Linked DNA regions of Homo sapiens: region 1 is linked to region 2. The links are chromatin loops, found by intact Hi-C in ENCODE. Cell type or tissue: HCT116. All regions are shown on one strand. Links, peaks and the distances in the headings refer to the core of each region. The heading gives the core; the rest is flanking DNA.

Region 1 (10,208 bases), core at 1,052-9,051, 230 kb after region 2:
GTTAATAGCCAAGACAATGGGGAAAATGTCTCCAGGGCATGTCAGAGATCTTCGTAGCAGCCCCTCCCATTACAGACATGGAGGCCTAGGATGGAAAAATGGTTTCATGGGCGAGGCCCAGGGCCCTACTGCTCTGTGCTGCCTGGGGACATGGCACCCTGAGTCCCAGCAGCTCCAGCTCCAGCCATGGCTAAAAGGGGGCTAAGGTACAGTTCAGGCCATTGCTTTAGTGGGTGCAAGCGCCAAGCCTTGGCAACTTCCATGTGGTATTTGGCCTGCAGCTATGCAGAAGGCAATAATGGAGGTTTGGGAAACTCTGCCTAGATTTCAGAGGATGTATGGAAACACCTGTATGTCCAGGCAGATGTCTGCTGCAGGGGCAGAGCCCTTGTAGAGAACCTCTGCTAGGACAACGTGGAAGGTAAATGTGGGGTTGGAGCCCCCACACAGAGTCCCCACTGGAGCACTGCCTAGTGGACCTAAGAGAAGAGGGCCACTGTCCTACAGGCCCCAGAGTGGTAGATCCACCAACAGCTTACACCGTGGGCCTGGAAAAACTGCAGACACTTAACATCAGCCTGTGAAAGCAGCTAGGGGACTGTACCATGCAGCTCCACGGGGACAGAGTAATATACATATATATATATATATATATATATATATATATATATATATATATATATATACACACACACACATATAAAATAAGGAAATGTACAGCTATTTAGTAGTTAAGTTAATGTGATAGTTATAGAACCAAAATAATAGAATTAGTTATTGATATGTCAACTACACTGAAAAATTTTTGAACAAAATTATTACTTGAATTCTGAAGCTTCCTTGTATCTTAAACATTCTTGTGTAGAATACCCACACACCAATAACTGCATTTTTATAAAGAACTTTAAAGCTTCTTTTATTGTTGCTCCTCTCTTTTTATGTAGGAACAACTGTGTGTGTGTGTGTGTGTGTGCGTGTGTGCATTCTTTCATTATTTAGATAGTGAGGTTGAGTAAATTACCTTGATTAATTGGACTTAATGTCTACTAGAACATTTTTTCAGTTTATTTTCTTTGGCTAGAACACAGAATAAAAAGTAGAAAACAATAACCCTTGTACTTTAAGTAGAGCTTCACTACATTAAATAGTGTATTTGATGGCAAAACCAGGCTGTAAGCTGAAATTCAACTTCAAATTCTTTGCAAACTCATGTCACCCTGTTCTGTTCTATGTTAGGCAATTGACCCAGCAGTAGCCAGATAAAAGGGCTTAGCATATGAGTAATTTAGACCACATCTGTGAAACTCATATGTATACTCTGCATGCATCATAAGCTTTTCCCAAAGTAGAAAATGAAATAAACAGAGATAATTATTGCTGCTGAAAAATTCAGTGCTCTGCAAGACAGATTTTATTTTAACTAGTGCATATTACAGTACATTTATGGAACAAAAGACAAGCTTATGTTTTTAGATTTTGTTTTCACATTCTGTGTGCCATGAATATTTTCTGACCTATGCATAGTAAATGCAATAGGGTGTTTTTCCTGCCTCCCCTTACTTTTTCTCTCTAAAAGATTAACATTAAAGGAAAGCATCGGGGTTACTTTCATTTACTTATCAAACATGTGAACATTGATTTTAGTTATTTAACCTTTGCTGAAGAAATGTAGAGGCATATATGGAGGAAAAAGAATGTCAAACCAGTGCAGAATCCTTTTTTATACAATACTGATGAGAGTGTGGATAAACTGACATTTTAATACAGTCATGGCAGAAATGTAAATTTTTCAACCTTTTTAGATACTAATTTAGCAATATCTACCAAATTTCAACATGCACATAAAATTTGGCCCAGAAAATCCACCACTAGGAATTTATCTCATGGATGAATTTACACAAGTATTAAAAGATACAAGGATATTTACTGCAGTATTGTTGGTTTTAACAAAACAATGAAAAGAAATGTTCATTTGTAGGAGAATGGTTAAGTAAACTACTTTTTGTAAAAGCCAGCTAATGAAATAGATATTTATGTGGTGACCATGATGAAAATAAAGTATGCATATGTACTCATATGTATGTGCTTGTATGTTCACAGAAACTTTCTTGAAGGGTGCATATGGAAGAGTTAGCAGTAGATATAACGGGAAAGAAAAGAATTGAAATTTTCTTGAAGGGTACATATGGAAGAGTTAGCAGTAGATATAATTGGAGAGAAAGGAATTGAATTTTTCTTGAAGGTACATATGGAAGATTTAGCAGTAAATACAATTGGAGAGAAAGGAATTGGTTAGGTGAAGCCTTTTAATTTTCTCTGTATTAATTCTTTTCATTTTTGTTTTTCCATAAGCATATACTATTTGAAGAATCATAATACAATATTTATTAAAATTGTTTTAAAACATAAGATTGATACTTTTTTGAAATGCTTAATATGGTTTGGATCTGTGTCCCCACCCAAATTTTATGTTCAGTTGTAGTTCCCAGTGTTGGAGGTGGGGCCTTGTGGGAGGTCATTGAATCATGGGGGTGGATTTCCTCTTTTGGTGCTGTTCTCATGATAGAGTTCTCATGATATCTGGTTGTTTAAAAGTGTTTGGTACTCCCCCCTTACTCTCTTCCTCCTGCTTCGGTCGTGTAAGATGCACCTTCTTTTCCTTCACTTTCTGCCATTATGGTAAGTTTCTTGAGGCATCCCCAAGCAGGTGCCAGCGTCATGCTTTCTATGCAGCCTGTAGAACTATGAGCCAATTAAATCTCTTTTCTTTATAAATTACCCAGTTTTAGGTATTTATTTATAACAGTGCAAGAATGAGCTAATACACGCTCAAAAGCAAAAGTCCTTCAGATATCAAGATTCTAGATTTTCCCAGCTTAAAATTTTATAATTACAATAAACATCATGGAATATATTTTGAACCAAGATAAAAGAATAGAAAAAGGACTCTAATACTAGCAACTTGATCATTGGGAAAAATCAAGAGTAATGGTAGTAGGAACTTGACCAGTCAGCAATAAAAATTGATTCGAGGATTATTTTTAATTATATTTATCTTATTAACTATGATACTTAGGATTAATATTAGAATTATATGAACTTTCTCTTTTCTTATTGGTAGTGAGAAAACATAAATTGCAGCCATGTTTCTTGCATGTAACAAATGTTCATTAAATATTTGTTAACAATTTAATAAGCCTATATAAAGACATTCAATCATTAAATCAAACTGTAATATCTGACCTATGATTTTATACTAGTAAAAGTTAGGGGAGAGAGGAGATGGAGCAAGATGGCTGAATAGAAGCCTCCACTGATCTCTACACAAAAATCACCCTCAAAAGGACCAAAAGTCATGACACTAATCACAGTACCTGGTTTTAACTTCATATCACTGAAAGAGGCACAGAAGAGGGTAGGAATGACAGCCTTGAATTGATAATGCCTTCCCCTGGCAGTGGCTGCATGGCATGAAGGGAGAATCTGTGCATTTCACGGGTGGAGAGAACAGTGATTGTAGGACTTTGCATTGGAACTTAGTGCTGTCCTGTCACAGTGGAAAGCAACAGGATAAGAATTCAGCTGGTGCCACAGAGGGAGCATTTAGACCAACTCTAGCCAGAGGGAAATCATCCATGCCAGCAGACAGAAATTGAGTTCCAGCAAGCCTTGCCACTGTGGGCTAAAGTGCTCTTACATCCTAAATAAACTTGAAAGGCAGTATAAGCCACAAGGACTGCAATTCCTGGGCAAGTCCTAGCATTGTGCTGGGCTTGGGGCCAGTGGACTTGGGGCAGGGGGGCACATGACCTGGAGAGACACCAGCTAGGGCAGCCAAGGAAGTGGTTGGGCCACCCTTCTGCCAACCCCAGGCAGCCCAGCTTGCAGCTCCAGCAGAGACGCCTTCCTTCCACTTAAAGGGAGGAGAAGAAAGAATGAAGAGGACTTTATATTTCAACTTGGATATCAGCTCAGCCACATAGGATAGGGCACCAGGCAGAGTCCTGGAGCTCCCGTTCCAGGCCCTAGATCCCAGTTGACCTTTCTATACACACCCTGAGCCAGAATGGAACCCACTGCCTTGAAGTGAAGGACCCAGTTCTGGCAGGATTCATCACCTGCTGATTAAGAGCCCTTGGGCCCTGAATAATCAGCAGCAGTACCCAGGCAGTACATGCCATGGGACTTGGGTAACACTCAGAAATGTGCTGGCTTCAGGTGTGACCCAGCACATTCTCAGCTTGGTGGCTACAGAGAGGGAGGAACTCCTTCTGCTTGAGGAAAGGAGAGAGAAGAGTAAGGGGATGATGTCTTGCAACTTGAGCACCAGCTTGGCTACAGTGGGGTAGAGTATCATGTGGGATCTTGAGGTCCCTAATTCCAGGCCTTGGCACTTGGACAGCATTTTTGAAACTGCTCTCGGCCAGAGAGGAGCCCACTCCCTTAAAGGGAAAGTCCCAGGCCTGGGAGCATTCACCACAAGCTGAATGAAGAGCCCTTGGTCCTTGAGTGAACATTGGCAGCCTGGCAGTACTCATTGTGGACATCAGGCAGTGGTAGCCATGGGGAGAGACTGCTCTGCTTGTGGAAAGGGGAAGGAAGAGTGGGAAGGACTTTGTCTTGTGGTTTGAGTGCCAGCTCAGCTGCAGTAGAATAGAGCACCAGATAGGTTCCTCAGGTTTCTGACTATAGGCCCTGGCTCCCAAATAGCATCTTTAGACCACCTGAGACTGTGGAAAACTCACTGCTCTGAAGGAGATGACACATAACTGGCTGAGTCTACCCCCTGCTGATTGTAGAGCCCTGTGGCCTTGAGTAAACATAGGCAGTAGCCAGGCATTGGTTACAGTGGGCCTTAGGTGAGACCCCGTTCTGTTCTGGCCTCAGGTCTGACGCAGCACATTCCCAGAGGTGGTGGTCACAGGGGTGCTTGTGTCATCCCTCCTCCAGCTCCAAGCAGCCCAGCACACACAGAGAGAAATTCTGTGTACTTTGGAGAAAGTAAGGAAAGATACAATAACAAATCTGTCTGGTTATCCAGAGAATTCTTCTGGATTTTTACACAAGACCACCAAGGTGGTACCTCTATGAGTCTGCAAGGGCCACAGCATTACTGGGCTTGGGGTGCCCCCTAATGCAGATATGGCTACAGTGACCAAAAACTTAGATCACAACACCCAAGTCCCTTCAAATACCTGGAAAGCCTTACCAAGAAGAATGGGTACAAACAAGCCCAGACTGCAAAGTCTACAATAAATACCGAACCCTTCAATTCCCAGAAAACTGATGAACATCCACAAGCATCAAGACCTTCCAGGAAAACATGACTTCACCAAATGAACTAAAAAAGGCACCAGGGACAAATCACTTTCAGACAGAAAATTCAAAATAGGAAACTCAATGAAATTAAAGATAACACACAGCAGGAATTCAGAATCCTATCAGATAAATTTAAAAAATAGATTGAAATAATTAAAAAGAATCAAATAGAAATTCTGGAGTTGAAAACTGCAATGAACATACTAAATGCATGAGAATTCTTTTAATATCAGAATTGATCAAGGAGAAGAAAGAATTAGCTGAAAAATAGCTATTTGAAAATACACAGAGGAGACAAAAAAAGAATAAAAAAAAAATGAAGCATGCCTAACAAGGTCTAGAAAATAGCCTCAAAGGGGCAAATCTAATAGTTATTGGCCTTAAAGAGGAGGTAGAGAGAAGGATGGGGTAGAAAGTTTATTCAAAGGGACAATAACAGAGGACTTCCCATACCTAGAGAAAGATAGTAATATCTGAATATAAGAAAGTTATGGAACACCAAGCAAACTTAACCTGAAGAAGACTACCTCAAGGCATTTAATAATCAAACTCCTAAAGGTCAAGAATAAAGAAAGGATTCTAAAAGCAGCAAGAGAAAAAAATATATATGTAAATATATAATGGACTTCCCATATGCCTGACAGCAGACTTCTCAGTGGGAACCTTACAGGCCAGGAGAGAGTAGTATAACATATTTAAAGAACTGAAAGAAAAGACCTTTTATCCTAGAATAGTATATCCAGTGAAAATAACCTCCAAACATGAAGGAGAAATAAAGGCATTCCCAGACAAAAAAAAAGCTGAGAGATTTCATCAACACTACACACCTGTCCTACAAGAAATGCTAAAGGGAGTTCTTCAATCTGAAAGAAGAAAATGTTAATGAGCAAGAAGAAATCATCTGAAGGTACAAAATTCACTGGTAATAATAAATACATGAATATCATAACACTGTAACTGTGGTGTGTAAACTACTCATATCTTGAGTAGAAAGATTAAAAGATAAATTGATCAAAAAGAATAACTACAACAACTTTTCAAGACATAGGCAGTAGAATAAGACATAAAGAGAAATAAAACACATAAGTAGAATTAAAAAGCAGTTAGATGACATCAAAGTGTAGAGTTTTTTGTTTTTCTCTTTTCTTCTTAGTGAGTTCGGTTTTTATGCAATTACTGTTCAGTTGTCATCAATTTAAAATAAAGGGTTATAGATATTATTTGCAAGCTTCATGGTAATTTTGAATAAAAGAAATCTTTTAACAGATACACAAAAAATAAAAAGCAAGAAATTAAAACAGACCACCAGAGAAAATCACCTTCACTAAAATGAAGACCAGAACAAAGGAAAAAAGGAAGAGAAAACCAGAAAAAAACAACCAGAAAACAAATAACAAAATGGCAGAAGTTAGTCCTTACTTATCAATAATAACATTGAATGTAAGTGGGCTAAACTCTCCAATCAAAAGACACAAAATGGTTGAATGGATAAAAAGCAAGACTCAATGATCTGTTGCCCACAAGAAACACACATTGCCTATAAAGAAACACATGGAATGAAAATAAAGGGATGAAAAAAAGATATTCCATGCCAATGGAAAGCAAAAAATAGCAGGAGTGGAAATCAGACAAAATAGATTTTAAGACAAAAACTATAAAAAAAGACAAAGAAGGTCATTAAATAAAGGTCCATTCAACAAGAATATAACAATTTTAAGTATACATGCACCCAACACTGGAGCACCCAGATATAGAAAGCAAATATTAGTGCGACAGAGAGAGATAGGCTGCAATACAAAAATTACTGGAGACTTCAACACCCTACTTTCAGCATTGAACAGATCATCCAAATAGAAAATCAACAAAGAAACATCAGACTTAATTTTCACTACAGAACAAATGGACCTAATAGATATTTACAAGAGAGATTAGCACATAATTGGGGTTTTATTCCTGATACAAATAAGAAAGGCAAATCTAGTGAAGAAATTTGGACCTCTCACTGCTTATAAGGAATTGAATCATGAGAAATTGTGCTTAATTTTGTCTTCAAAATGATGGGTTTATAATTTAAATGATTATGTTAGTTTTCAGTCATAAGTCAGGATTGAGTGAGTTTGGGATTCAGAAGCTTTTCCTGGGGCCTAACTCCTGCTGGTTAGGTTCATCTATAATGAACCAAGTGGGCTACCTCAGGAGTAGATGATGGTTAAAATGTTTTCTTTTTATGCATATTGCCTACTATATTTGTCAGTTTAAAAGATTGGTGTTGGGACACCTGGATTTGTGCCCTTCAAATTATACAAACAATCAAAAAGCCAAGATAAATAACAAACAAACTCAGTTTTTCTCACACTTCTTATTTATGTGAAGTGAAGAGATGTGGAATAATGCCCTTTTCACCTGTGGCAGGTGGGTGTTTTTCTTTGTTTGTTTGTTTTTAATTAGGATCTTGCTGTCATTCAGGCTGGAGTGTGGTTGTATTAGTCTATTTTTACACTGCTAATAAAGACATATCTGAGACTGAGCAATTTACAGAAGAAAGAGGTTTATTGGACTTACAAAATTCCACATGGCTGGGGAGGCCTCACAATCATGGTGGAAGGCAAGAGGGAGCAAGTCACATCTTACATGGTGGCAGCAGGCAAAGAGAAAGCTTATGCTGGGAAACTCGTATTTTTAAAACCATCAGATCTCATGAGACTCATTCACTATCGTGAGAACAGTGTAGGAAAGACCCACTCCCATAATTCAATCACCTCCCACCAGGTTCCTCCCACGACACATGGGAATTGTGGGAGTTACGATTCCAGATGAGATTTGGGTGGGGACACAGCCAAACTATATCATTCTGCCCCTGGCCCCTCCCAAATCTCATGTCCTCACATTTCAAAACCAGTCATGTCTTCCCAACAGTTCCCCAAAGTCTTAACTCATTTCAGCATTAACTCAAAAGTCCACAGACCAACATCTCATCTGAGACAAGGCAAGTCCATTCCACTTATGAGTCTGTAAAATTAAAAGCAAGTTAGTTACTTACTAGATACAGCAGAGTTATCGGCATTGGGTAAATACAGCCATTCCAAATGGGAGAAATTGGCAAAAACAAAGGGGCTACAGGCCCCATGCAAGTCTGAAATCCAGTGAGGTAGTCAAATCTTAAAGCATCAAAATCATCTCCTTTGACTCCATGTCTCACATCCAGGTCATGCTGATGCAAGAGGTAGGTTCCCATGGTCTTGGGCAGCTCTGCCCCTGTGGCTTTGCAGGGTACAGCATCCCTCCTGGCTGCTTTCATGGGCTGGTGTTAAGTGTCTGCAGCTTTTCCAGGTGCATGGTGCAAGCTTTAGTGGACCTACCATTCTGGGGTCTGAAGGATGGTGGCCCTCTTCTCACAGCTCTACTTGGTAGCGCCCTAGTAGGGACTGTGTCTGAGGGCCCTAACTCCACATTTTCCTTCCACACTGCCCTAGCAGAGGTTCTTCATGAGTTTGCTGCCCCAAAGCAAACTTCTGCACGGACATCTGGGCCTTTCCATACATCCTCTGAAATCTAGGCAGAGGTTCCCAAACCCCAATTCTTGACTTCTGGGCACTGGCAGACTCAACACCATGTGGAAGCTGCCAAGACTTGGGGTTTGCACCCTCTGAAGCCACAGCCCAAGCTCTACATTGGCCCCTTTCAGCCATGGCTGGAGTGGCTGGGACAAAGGGCACCAAGAACCTAGGCTGCACACAGCATGGGGACCCTGGGCCCGACCCATAAAACCACTTCTTCCTCCTAGGCCTCCAGGCTTGTGATGAGAGGGGCTGCCGTGAAGACCACTGACATGCTCTGGAGACATTTTCCCCATTGTCTTGGGGATTAACTTTTGTCTCCCCCTTACTTATGCAAATTTCTGCTTGACTTTCTCCTCAGAAAATGGGATTTTCTTTTCTATCACATTGTCAGGCTGCAAATTTTCCAAACTTTTGTGCTCTGCTTCCCTTATAAAACTAAATGCCTTTAACAGCACCCAAGGCACCTCTCACATCCAGGTCATGTCTCTCAAATGCTTTGAGAGGTCAGCATCCTCTCAAATGCTTTGCTCCTTAGAAATTTCTTCTGCCAGAAACCCTAAATCATCTCTCTCAACCTCAAAGTTCCACAAGTCTCTAGAGCAGGGGCAAAATGCTGCCAGTCTCTTTGCTAAAACATAAGAAGATTCATCTTTGCTCCAGTTCCCAACAAGTTCCTCATTTCCATCTGAGGCCACCTCAGTCTGGACTTTATTGTCCGTATTGCTATCAGCATTTTGGGCAAAGCCATTCAACAAGTCTCTAGGAAGTTCCAAACTTTCCCACACTTTTCTGTCTTCTTCTGAGCCCTCCAAACTGTTCCAATCCCTGCCTGTTACCCAGGTCCAAAGTCACTGCCACATTTTCTGGTATCTACAGCAGTGACCCACTCTACTGGTACCAATTTACTGTATGAGTCAATTTTCATGCTGCTGATAAAGACATACCTGAGACTGGGCAATTTACAAAAGAAAGAGGTTTATTGGACTTACAGTTCCACATGTCTGGGGAGGCCTCACAATCATGGTGGAAGACAAGTGGGAGCGAGTCACATCTTACATGATGGCAGCAGGCAAAGAGAGAGCTTGTTCAGGGAAACTCTCATTTTTAAAACCATCAGATCTCTTGAGACTCATTTACTATCACAAGAACAGTGCAGGAAAGACCTGTCCCCATAATTCAATCACCTGCCACTGGTTCCTGCCACAACATGTGGGAATTGTGGGAGTTATAATTCAAGATGAGATTTGGGTGGGGACACAGCCAAACTATGTCAGTGGTGACACAATCTCGACTCACTGCAACCTTTTCTTCCCGGGCCCAAGTGATCCT
Region 2 (10,208 bases), core at 883-8,882:
TGTAGTTGTTCATGTTATTATTATTGTACATTTTAAATAAATGTTTGGTATTTTACAACATCTGATTTTAAAAATTAAAAATAAATATACATAGAAGGAAGCCCATAGATCATTGTAAAAATAATATGAAACCTAAATAGTTGAATGACCAACTCAAGGTCAAACAGCTTGTTAACAAAGTCCAGGATTAAACTAAGTTTTATTTAATAAGTATGCATAAAACTTTTGGCCAGGCATGGTGGCTCACACCTGTAATCCCAGCACTTTGGGAGGCCGAGATGGGTGGATCACCTGAGGTCAGGAGTTCAAGACCAGCCTGGCCAACATGACAAAACCCATCTCTACTAAAAATACAAAAATTAGCTAGGCATGGTGGTACGTGCCTGTAATCCCAGCTACTCGGGAGGCTGAGGTAGGAGAATCGCTTGAACCCAGGAGAGGGAGGTTGCAGTGCACTGAGATCATGCCACTGCACTCCAGCCTGGGCAACAGAGAGAGGCTCTTTTAAAGGCCATCTACAAAATGGTATAATTTTATCACTAGGAAAAATGGCTTAAAATAGCAATAATGTAATTGGCCATACTCTGCTAACCATGACAAGTTTTATATCAATTGAAATTCTTATTAAATGTCCTTAAAAATATAGCTACAACAATTTGCAAGAAGATTTATCCACTTGTGGCTCATTTGCCGCAAGTCCCCAATCCCAGGTTTACTTTTCCTATTCACAAAACATTCTTGAAAAGTTGCACCCTACTGCCTTGTGTTGTCAAGATGTGTAAGTAACTTTCAATATTAGAAAAATAGTACCAAAAATTCATAATGGAATATAATCTCTTCATATTTTCAAAAAAGAATAAATCCACATACATATAACAGGCATATGTGGACTTTTTGTGCAAAGAATCACAAGAGTTGGTAAATTTTTGTTATGTTTATTTTACCACAATTTTCAAAAGTGGTTTTAGTCAGCTATGGGAGCTTAAAGAAATAGATCATAAAGGAAAAGTCAGACAAAGTTGATTCTAGCATTGTTAAAAGGGCAGTTCTCAAAGGGCAGCTCCTGGACCAGCAGTATCAGCAACAACATCATTATCACTTGGGAAACTGTTAAAAATGCCAGTTTAGCAATTTATGTTTCAATGAACCCTCTAGGTGTTTCTGGTACTAGCTGTGAGAATCACTGATCTATTATATAGTCAGGCTGAGAGCTATCAACTTCAGGGCAGGGATTTGCAGCCCTAAGACATATTAGAATCACCTGGAGAAATTATAAAATGCTGATATCTGGGGCCTATCCCAAATTAACTTAATTAGAATCTCTGGAGGTGCAGCTGCTATGAAAAACAGTCTGAGGTCCTCAAAAAAAATAAAAAATAGAGCTACCATATTATTCAGCAATTCCACTTTTCAGTATGTATACAAAAGAATTGAATCAGGATCTTGAAGTGATTATCTGCACTTCTATTTTCATTGCAACATTATTCACAATCGCTAAAGCATGGAAGCAACCCAAGTAACTGTTCATTGACAGATGAATAGACTTTAAAAATTTACACACACACACACACACACACACACTGGTATACTATTCAAGCTTTAAAAAAAAGGATATACTGGGCCGGGCGCGGTGGCGCATGCCTGTAATCCAAGCACTTTGGGAGGTCGAGGCGGGCGGATCACTAGGTCAGGAGATCGAGACCATCCTGGCTAAAACGGTGAAACCCCGTCTCTACTATAAACAGAAATATTAGCCGGGTGTGGTGGCAGGCGCCTGTAGTCCCAGCTACTCGGGAGGCTGAGGCAGGAGAATGGCGTGAACCCGGGAGGCGGAGCTTGCAGTGAGCGGAGATCATGCCACTGCACTCCAACCTGGGCAACAGAGCGAAACTCCATCACAAAAAAAAAAAAAAAAAAAAAAAATATTCTGCCGTATATGACAATGATGCAAACATACATGAACAGGTTGACATTATGCTAAGTTAAATAACCCAGTCACAAGAGGACAAATACTGTGTGCTTCTAAAATAGACTCATAGAATAGAGAGCCGAATGGTGGTTGCCAGGGGCTTGGGGCTGGGTAAATAGAGAGTTGTTCAATAGTTACAAAGTTTCAGTTATGCAAGATGAGTAAGTTCTAGAGATCTGCTATACAATACTGTACCTATAGTTAACACTGTATTATGCACTTAGAAAAATGTAAGAGGGTAGATCTCATGTTGAGTATTCGTAACCACCAAAAGGGGGTGGGGGAGACAAGACATGTTTATTGCCCTGACTGTTTTTGTGATGCTGGTTTCACAGGTGCATGCATATGTCCAAACTTATCAAATTGTATACAGTAAATATGTGCAGTTTTTTGTACTTCAATTATACGTCAATTAAATAAAACAGCTCCCCAGGTGATTTTAACATGCAGCTTGAGTTGAGAAACATTGCTCTGATGGCCATAAGATGGTTTAGTTAAGGTCCTTAAAAACTCTTTAAGGCATCTGGGCATGCCTTAGATGTGTAGAGTGATGCAGTGTAAGCGAGTGATATGTATAGTTTAACTCCATCACCAAAATTACCGTTACTAGGAGATGTGGCTGGATGTTCTCTTGTTTTGTTTTTGTTTTTGTTTTTTTGAGACGGAGTTTCACATTTGTTGCCCAGGCTGGAGTGCAATGCGCGATATCGGCTCATCACAAACTCCGCCTCCCGGGTTCAAGCGATTCTGCTGCCTCAGCCTCCCGAGTAGCTGGGATTACAGGCATGCGCCTCCACGCCCGGCTAATTTTGTATTTTTAGTAGAGATGGGGTTTCTCCATGTTGGTCAGGCTGGTCTCCAACTCCCAACCTCAGGTGATCTGCCCGCCTCGGCCTCCCAAAGTGCTGGAATTACAGGCGTGAGCCACCGCTCCTGTCCGGCTGGATGTTTTAAATGTTAAATTAATCAGAGTCCATATTCCTTAAGGAAACTACTGATTATCATTTGATTTTTTCATGTACCATGTCTAGAGTTTAGAAAACACTTTGATCATGTTACATGGAAGCAAATCTGGTCCTTTTCAAAAAAAAATTCACTTCAGATTAATAAATTGGCTTTTGAATTTTTTTTTATCAATCACATTAACTTAATTAATATAAATGTGGCCAGAGATGGGGCCTAAAAGGCCTTGATTCTCTAGTGATAGCATTCCTATATGATCCTATATGTTTAATATTTTGTTCTCTACACCTACCACGTTGTGTTTCATGGTTATCAAGAAACAAAATGGTTTCAAATCACACAGACAATTCTTTTAATTTGTGCTTCATAAATGGTGATTGTTACTATTTTCATCATTTCCTTTCAGCAAAAAGTAACTTTCATGGTAGATCTTCTCCCCAGTTCAAGTGCTTTTAATTCAGTATTATAAATCTCCAGGACTCACCCTGTAGCACTATGCCCAGACTTGGATTTCACAGGCAATGCCCCTCACTCTAAGCCTTTCCATCTGCTTTTCTCCCGCTCACTTGGCTTCCAACATTCTTATTTTATTTCCCACCTTTCACCTATGAGAGCAGTGAACTGATTATGAATACCTACATCTATTGATTAATCAAAAGACAGATGAGGTTGTTATATAGCTTTCCTCATTTTAAATACAGTATGCATTTTAAATATATTAAGTACATTTTAAAAGTTTCCTTTTAAACTCAATTATCTTTCCTTTTCAGTTTAATTTTAAAAAGTAAAAACCCATAGGAAACTTTTGACAAGAAACACTTCCAAGGCAGGTTGATGTCAGCATCATCTCCAGATGATTCTAATGTGTCACTAGGGTGGCAAACTCCTATTCTAGAGTCCATAGTTCATTACCCTGGCTATACATTAGAATTACCTTGGATACCTTTAACTATACTTCTTGAATCCCACTCTTAAAGATCCTGATTTAAGCTCTGGAGGTGATTTGAATGTGCAGCTAGGATTGACACTTGCTGCTCCAAACCAATGATTCTCATAGTCTCCATCAGAAACACAAGGTGAGCTCATTAAAACCGAAGGCACTGCGGGAAAAGACAGCGGGTTGTAGACTTCATGTCTACCAATCAACAGAAATAGAAACTGGATGTTACTTGTTTTATGCCCTATAGTTTCTGATTCTAGTCCCTGATATGTAATAAAACAATACAGTATGCAGTAGTCCCATATATTGGGACATCTGCAAAATGGAGACAGAACTTGTAAAATATGTCAAAAAAATTTTTGGTTTTCAGCAAAACACCATACAAGTCTGTAAACTTGCTGAGTATTATCTGATCTGATTCTATGGAAGGTATTTTGCAATTGTAAATTGTAGACAGCTGATAGCAATGCAAAATGATTGTCTGTAGACATGCAAATTCTGTCTGTCTGGGACAAGTTCTATTGACTTTCCTTCTCCACTACAAAAGAGGCTAGCTTTGCCTCCATTTGCACATTCAGAGCTGTTTTACACCTTTTCTAAAATTATTTTTAACGAATTTAGATTTTTTTAATAGTGCAAATAATAATGGACTGGCAATAGACATTTTTTCAAAGGATCTTTTGAGCTCAAAGGAACAAAAATTTCAAAGGAATTTTTAATTGTACCAGTTTGATAGTGTTTAATAAAAAATAATATTTAATATATTATGTGCCTATCCAGGGACAATGCAAAAATTATAAAGTAAATTTTCCCAGAATAATTTCATCCTAAATATAAATGTAGCAAAGATCTCCTGGTATAGTGTATTATTACTTACAAGGACTCAAATTACATATTACATATTACTTACAAGGACTCAAAAAAAATTTTGAGACTAAATATCAGGATGAACCACTAGGTGGCAAAGTAACATTTGTTTTGTCACATTTTTAAACAGACTTGAAACCTTCCTTCAATGTTATTTGTAATTGAAATATGATGTTCATGGGATTCTGATTCAGTAAGATTTTCTAAATATTCTCTTATTCAAATGAAACTTAGTAGTTTTCTCAGGGAAAAGCAATGTTCATAATACATTCTTTAAAGGAACAAAGAACAAAAAGTTGTGTTGGATTGAAACATCTATTCTGAAATCAAAGCTAAACTTGAATTTAACAGTTTTATATCTGATGTAACAAAATCCTCAAGTATGAATGGACCTTACATATCACCTGTACTAAAAGTTCACCTTTACGCTGAAATGAACTTTAAGATTGTCCTGATCATTAATTCTTTGTGCTCCTATTAAACATTTTCATTTAGAGAAAATATGCTCTCTCACAAGACATATGTATTGTTCTTTCTTTAATTAACATTATACCTTGGGGTCTTCCTTTTTAAAAAAAATTATTTATTTTATTTCAGTTCTGGAAAATGCTTTGTTTTCTATGGCACACATCCTATTTAACACAATGTCAGTCCAAATTTACCCTTTTTTTTTTTTTTTTTTTGAGATGGAGTCTCACTCTGTCACCCAGGCTAGAGTGCACTGGTGCAACCTCGGCTCATTTTAACCTCCACTTCCCGGGTTCAAATGATTCTCCTGCCTCAGCCTCCCAAGTAAACTAAAGGCATGTGCTACCACATTCAGCTAATTTTTGTATTTATAGCAGAGACGGGGTTTCACCATGTTGGCCAGGCTGGTCTCGAACTCCTGACCTCAAGTGATCTGCCCGTCTTGGCCTCCCAAAGTGCTGGGATTAGAGGCACGAGCCACCACTCCTGGCCCAAATTTATCATTCTTAATGGCGGAGCTCTAGCAGTATTTCTATTAAACACAGAAACAAAAATAGGATGTCCCCTACGTTCACTATCTATGTCTTAGTAGTTAGTAACCATAAACTTCAAAGCTTAAAACAACACATATTTATTATTGTAGTTTCTTTAGGTTAGAAGTCCAGTGTGGCTATACTGGGTCCTCTGCTTAGGGTCTCACAAGTTTGCAATCAAAGTGTTAGCCAGGGCTTCAGTCTCATCAGAGGCTGGACTGGGGAAGGATTTGTTTTTGTTGGCAGAATTCCATTTCTTGCAGCCATATAGGACTGAAGGCTTCACCTCTGCTCCTAGAGGCCAAATTCAGTTTCTTTCATGTGAGTCTACCAACATAGGCAGCTTAGTTTTTCAAAGCCAGTAAGGAAAGAGAGAAGCAGGCAAAAAATTCTAGTAAGCCAAGGCATTGCAATCTCACATACTTAATCATATACATCTCATCACCTTTGCTGTATTCTATTGATTATAAACAAGTTATAGGTCAGACCCACACTCAAGGGAATGGGACTACACAAAGACAGAAAGTTCAGAAAATGGGTATCATGAGGAAGCATTCTAGGGTGTGTCTACCACACCACTATCACCCTTTTTGTCTAATATTATACTTAAGGTACTAATGGTATTAGTCCTTTTTCATGATGTTGATAAAAACATACCCAAGACTGGACAATTTACAAAAGAAAGAGGTTTAATGGACTTTCAGTTCCACATGGCTGGGGAGGCCTCACAATCATGGCAGAAGGCAAGGAGGAGCAAGTCACATCTTATGCGGATGGCAGGAGGCAAAGACAGAGAACTTGTGCAGGAAAACTCCCATTTTTTAAATAACCAGATCTTGTGAGACTTATTCACTATCATGAGACCAGCACTGTGAAGACCCATCCCCATGTTTCATGTGGGAATTATGAGAGCTACGAGATGAGATTTGGGTGGGGACACAGACCCAAACCACATCACTAACTTACAAGAAAGCAAAGAATAAGGCAATATAAATAAAACAAAATATAAGAACAATAACACTAAGTGTAAATGAATTTAACTCCCTAAAGACCAAATTCATGGGTTGGATGATTTTTCTAATCCAACTACATGGCTTTCTATTTTATTTTATCTTTAATAAAGTGACACAGGAAAGTTTCAATGTAGATGAATAGGAAAATTATTTCAGAAAAAGATGGAACAAAAAGACAATATAAAAATAAAAATACGGGCCAGGCATGGTGGCTCACGCTTGTAATCCCAGCACTTTGGGAGGCTGTGGCAGGCAGATCACCTGAGGTCAAGAGTTTGAGACCAGCCTAGTCAACATGGTGAAACTCCATCTCTACTAAAAATACAAAAAATTAACCGGGCATGGTGGCAATCGCCTGTAATCCCAGCTACTCAGGAGACTGAGTCAGGACAATCACTTGAACCTAGGAGGCGGAGGTTGCAGTGAGCTGAGCTCGCACCATTGCACTCCAGCCTAGGCAACAGAGTAAGACTCTGTCTCAAAAAAAAATACATAAAAATAAAAATACAATTCTTAATATACATATCAACATGCTAAAGGACAAAGTAGGCTACATTGTATTTATAAATAAATAGCATAATATTCTTTTTCTTTCTTTTTTTTTTTTTTTTTGAGATGGGGTCTGTCTCTGTCCCCCAGGTTGGAGTGCAGTGGCGCTACCTCGGCTCACTGCAGGCTCTGCCCCGGGTTCACGCCATTCTCCTGCCTCAGCCTCCTGAGTATCTGGGATTACAGGCGCCCGCCACTGCGGGGTTTCACTGTGTTAGCCAGGATGGTCTCGATCTCCTGACCTCGTGATCCACCCGCCTCGGCATCCCAAAGTGCTGGGATTACAGGTATGAGCTATCGCGCCTGGCCGATAGTATAATTTTCAAAAAAGAAATCACACTCATAAACCTTTCCATTGTTAAAATTTTAGATCAAAATATTTCTAACAAGGAAAGGCAGGACTTCTGGTAATGACAGCATGAAGAGGTCAGGTGATCTCTTCCACAGAGAATAATTACAAGCACCAGACAAAACTATTAAAAGCAACTCTTTGGAGGCACTGAAAATGACCAGAGATAGGCAAACTCTTGAAAAGAATGTACTCATGGAAGGATACTATTTCCTTGGATAAGAACTCTGAGTTTGTAATTTTCTTTCTAGAACATTCCTCAAACCCACCCTTTCCTTCAAGTCAGGAAGTAGAAATCAGCAGCCTGAACAGCTCAAGATGGCAGGTGATGGAATTCAGAGAAACAGAGCAACTAGAAATTTAACAGAGAAATTTTGAAAGTGAGATTGCCACAAAATCTGTCTATAAACTCTATCCAAGTCTCTGGCTGACCACTAAACTACGTGTGCAGAGGGAATATCCCATAAGCCTGATGAAAATGTAGGCAGAAACTAGAGAAACATAATTGCTCCTGGTGGGATTTGAGGGCTTGCTGCACCTCTGACCCACTGCCTTCCCCAACCCGTACACAGCTTAGAAAGCAGAAAGCAGAAACCTTTCGTTTGAGGTGTGAAAGAGCAGAAATTGGAACGGTAGAGCAACTAGTCATTAAAGGGGGAGGGAGATAGATTTTACTGTTCACAACAAAAAAGCGAAAGTTCTCACAATAACAAGAGATTCCAGAATCACTGCAAAGTCTTATCTTAAAGGTCAATTTATTAAGGCAAAAATGATTAGACGTGCAAACACACAGGAAAAAGATAACCCATTCTTAGGAAAAAAAATAGCAGTTTCTGAAAGGTTCCAGATGTCGGATTTGGCAAAGACTTCAAAGAAGCTATTATAAATATATTCAAATAATTAAATGAAAATGTCATTTAATTTACTGAATAAACTAATAAGGAATTTTAACAGAGAAATAGAAGATATATGTAAGAAAAAATACAATAACTGAAATGAGAAATTAGATGTGAACAACAACAGATCTGATAACAGCAGAAGAAAGAATCTGTAAATTTGAAGATAACTCATTGAAATATCCATTTTGAAGAACTAAGAGAAAAAAGACTGAATCAAAGTAAACAAAGTATCAAAGATCTGTGGGGTGATATCAAACAGTCCAACATTTATGGAATTTGAATCCTAGAAACAGAGGAGAAAGAGTAAAATATAAAAAACTTTTTGAATACAAAATAACTGTAAACACCTTAAATTCTGTGGAAAGCTTGTATTTCCAAAAACCTCAACAAACCAAAATTAGGATAGATGCAAAGAAATCCACACCTAAACACATAGGTGAAAGCCAAAGCTAAAGAAAACTTCTGAAAATAACAAGTGCTTTTAACAACATTATTTATCATAGTGAAAAACTAGAAGCAATCTACATGCTCATCATCGGTGACTGGATAAATAAATTATGACATATTTATATAGTAGAACATGATTCAAAAACCAAAAAGGAATAAATTGCTGGGAGCAGTGACTCAGGCCTGTAATCCCAGCACTTTGGGAGGCCGAGGCAGGCAGATCACCTGAGGTCAGGAGTTCGAGACCAGCCTGACCAACATGGTGAAACCACGTCTGTACTAAAAATACAAAATTAGCTGGGCATGGTGGTGCATGCCTGTAATCCCAGCTACTAGGGAGGCTGAGGCAGAGAATCGCTTGAACCTGGGAGGAGGAGGTCTTGGTAAGCCAAGATCGTGACACCGCACTCCAGCCTGGGCAACAAGAGCAAAACTCCATCTCAATAAAAAAAAAAAAGGGAATAAATTACTAGCACCATAACTTGGATGAAATCTCAAGAATACTACACAAACTAAAAGAAAGTACACATGGATGATTGTATACTGAGCGATCACCTTTATAAAATATTCTAGAAAAGGAAAACTACCCAAAAAGCAAATCAGTGATTGACTGCAAATTGGGATGGAGGAAAGGGTTCACTACAAAAAAATAGGAGAGAAATTTGGGAATGATTATGATAGTCCATACTTTGATTTTGTGCATAGTTACAAGATTATATTCATTTACCAAAACTCAAAAAAAAATATTTAAATGGCTGGATTTTATTGTCCATAAACTATACCGCAATATAATTATTAATAAAAATAACTACAGGTAATGCACACCCCCACATACGTAATATGAAAGTGCAAGAACTCGAACTTAGTAGACATTAACAGGACAAGACAGCAAAAGTAAGCAAAAATATAAAGTGAGATGTTTTAGGCCATTCTTGCACTGCTATAGAAATACCTGAGACTGGGTAATTAAAGAGGCTTAATTGGCTTATGGTGCTGCAGCCAGTAAGGGAAGCATAGAGGCATCTGGGAAGGCCGCAGGAAGCTTACAATCATGTGGAAGGCAAAGGAGGACCAGGCACATCACATGGTGAGAATAGGAGCAAGAGAGAAAGTAGAGGAAGAGGTGCCACACACTTTTAAATGACAAGATCTCATGTGAACTCAGAACAACAACTCACTTTTCATCAAGGGGATGGCTCAAGCCATTCAAA

What was found. A loop is a pair of places that touch in the nucleus more often than their neighbours do. Peaks named below come from ENCODE experiments on the same cell type or tissue, not always from the same donor. Only the 100,000 strongest peaks of a DNase experiment are listed, where the experiment ranks them.
Region 1: a loop joins it to region 2, with 4 times the contacts of the local background. A loop is called at or near these places in 21 of 110 quality-filtered maps.

The regions. Positions count from the first base shown.
Region 1 is chr7:80,283,806-80,294,013 of GRCh38, forward strand. No RefSeq gene overlaps it. Among named protein-coding and RNA genes, the nearest start is that of GNAI1, 150 kb to the left of the region's middle. RefSeq lists an enhancer at 1-167. In HCT116, for the core only: a CTCF peak has its summit at 5,134 (motif pointing left); no DNase peak of the experiment used is centred there; H3K4me3 peaks cover 518 bases; H3K27ac peaks cover 3,721 bases.
Region 2 is chr7:80,055,582-80,065,789 of GRCh38, forward strand. No RefSeq gene overlaps it. Among named protein-coding and RNA genes, the nearest start is that of GNAI1, 74 kb to the right of the region's middle. In HCT116, for the core only: a CTCF peak has its summit at 4,840 (motif pointing right); DNase peaks (open chromatin) are centred at 4,850 and 5,891.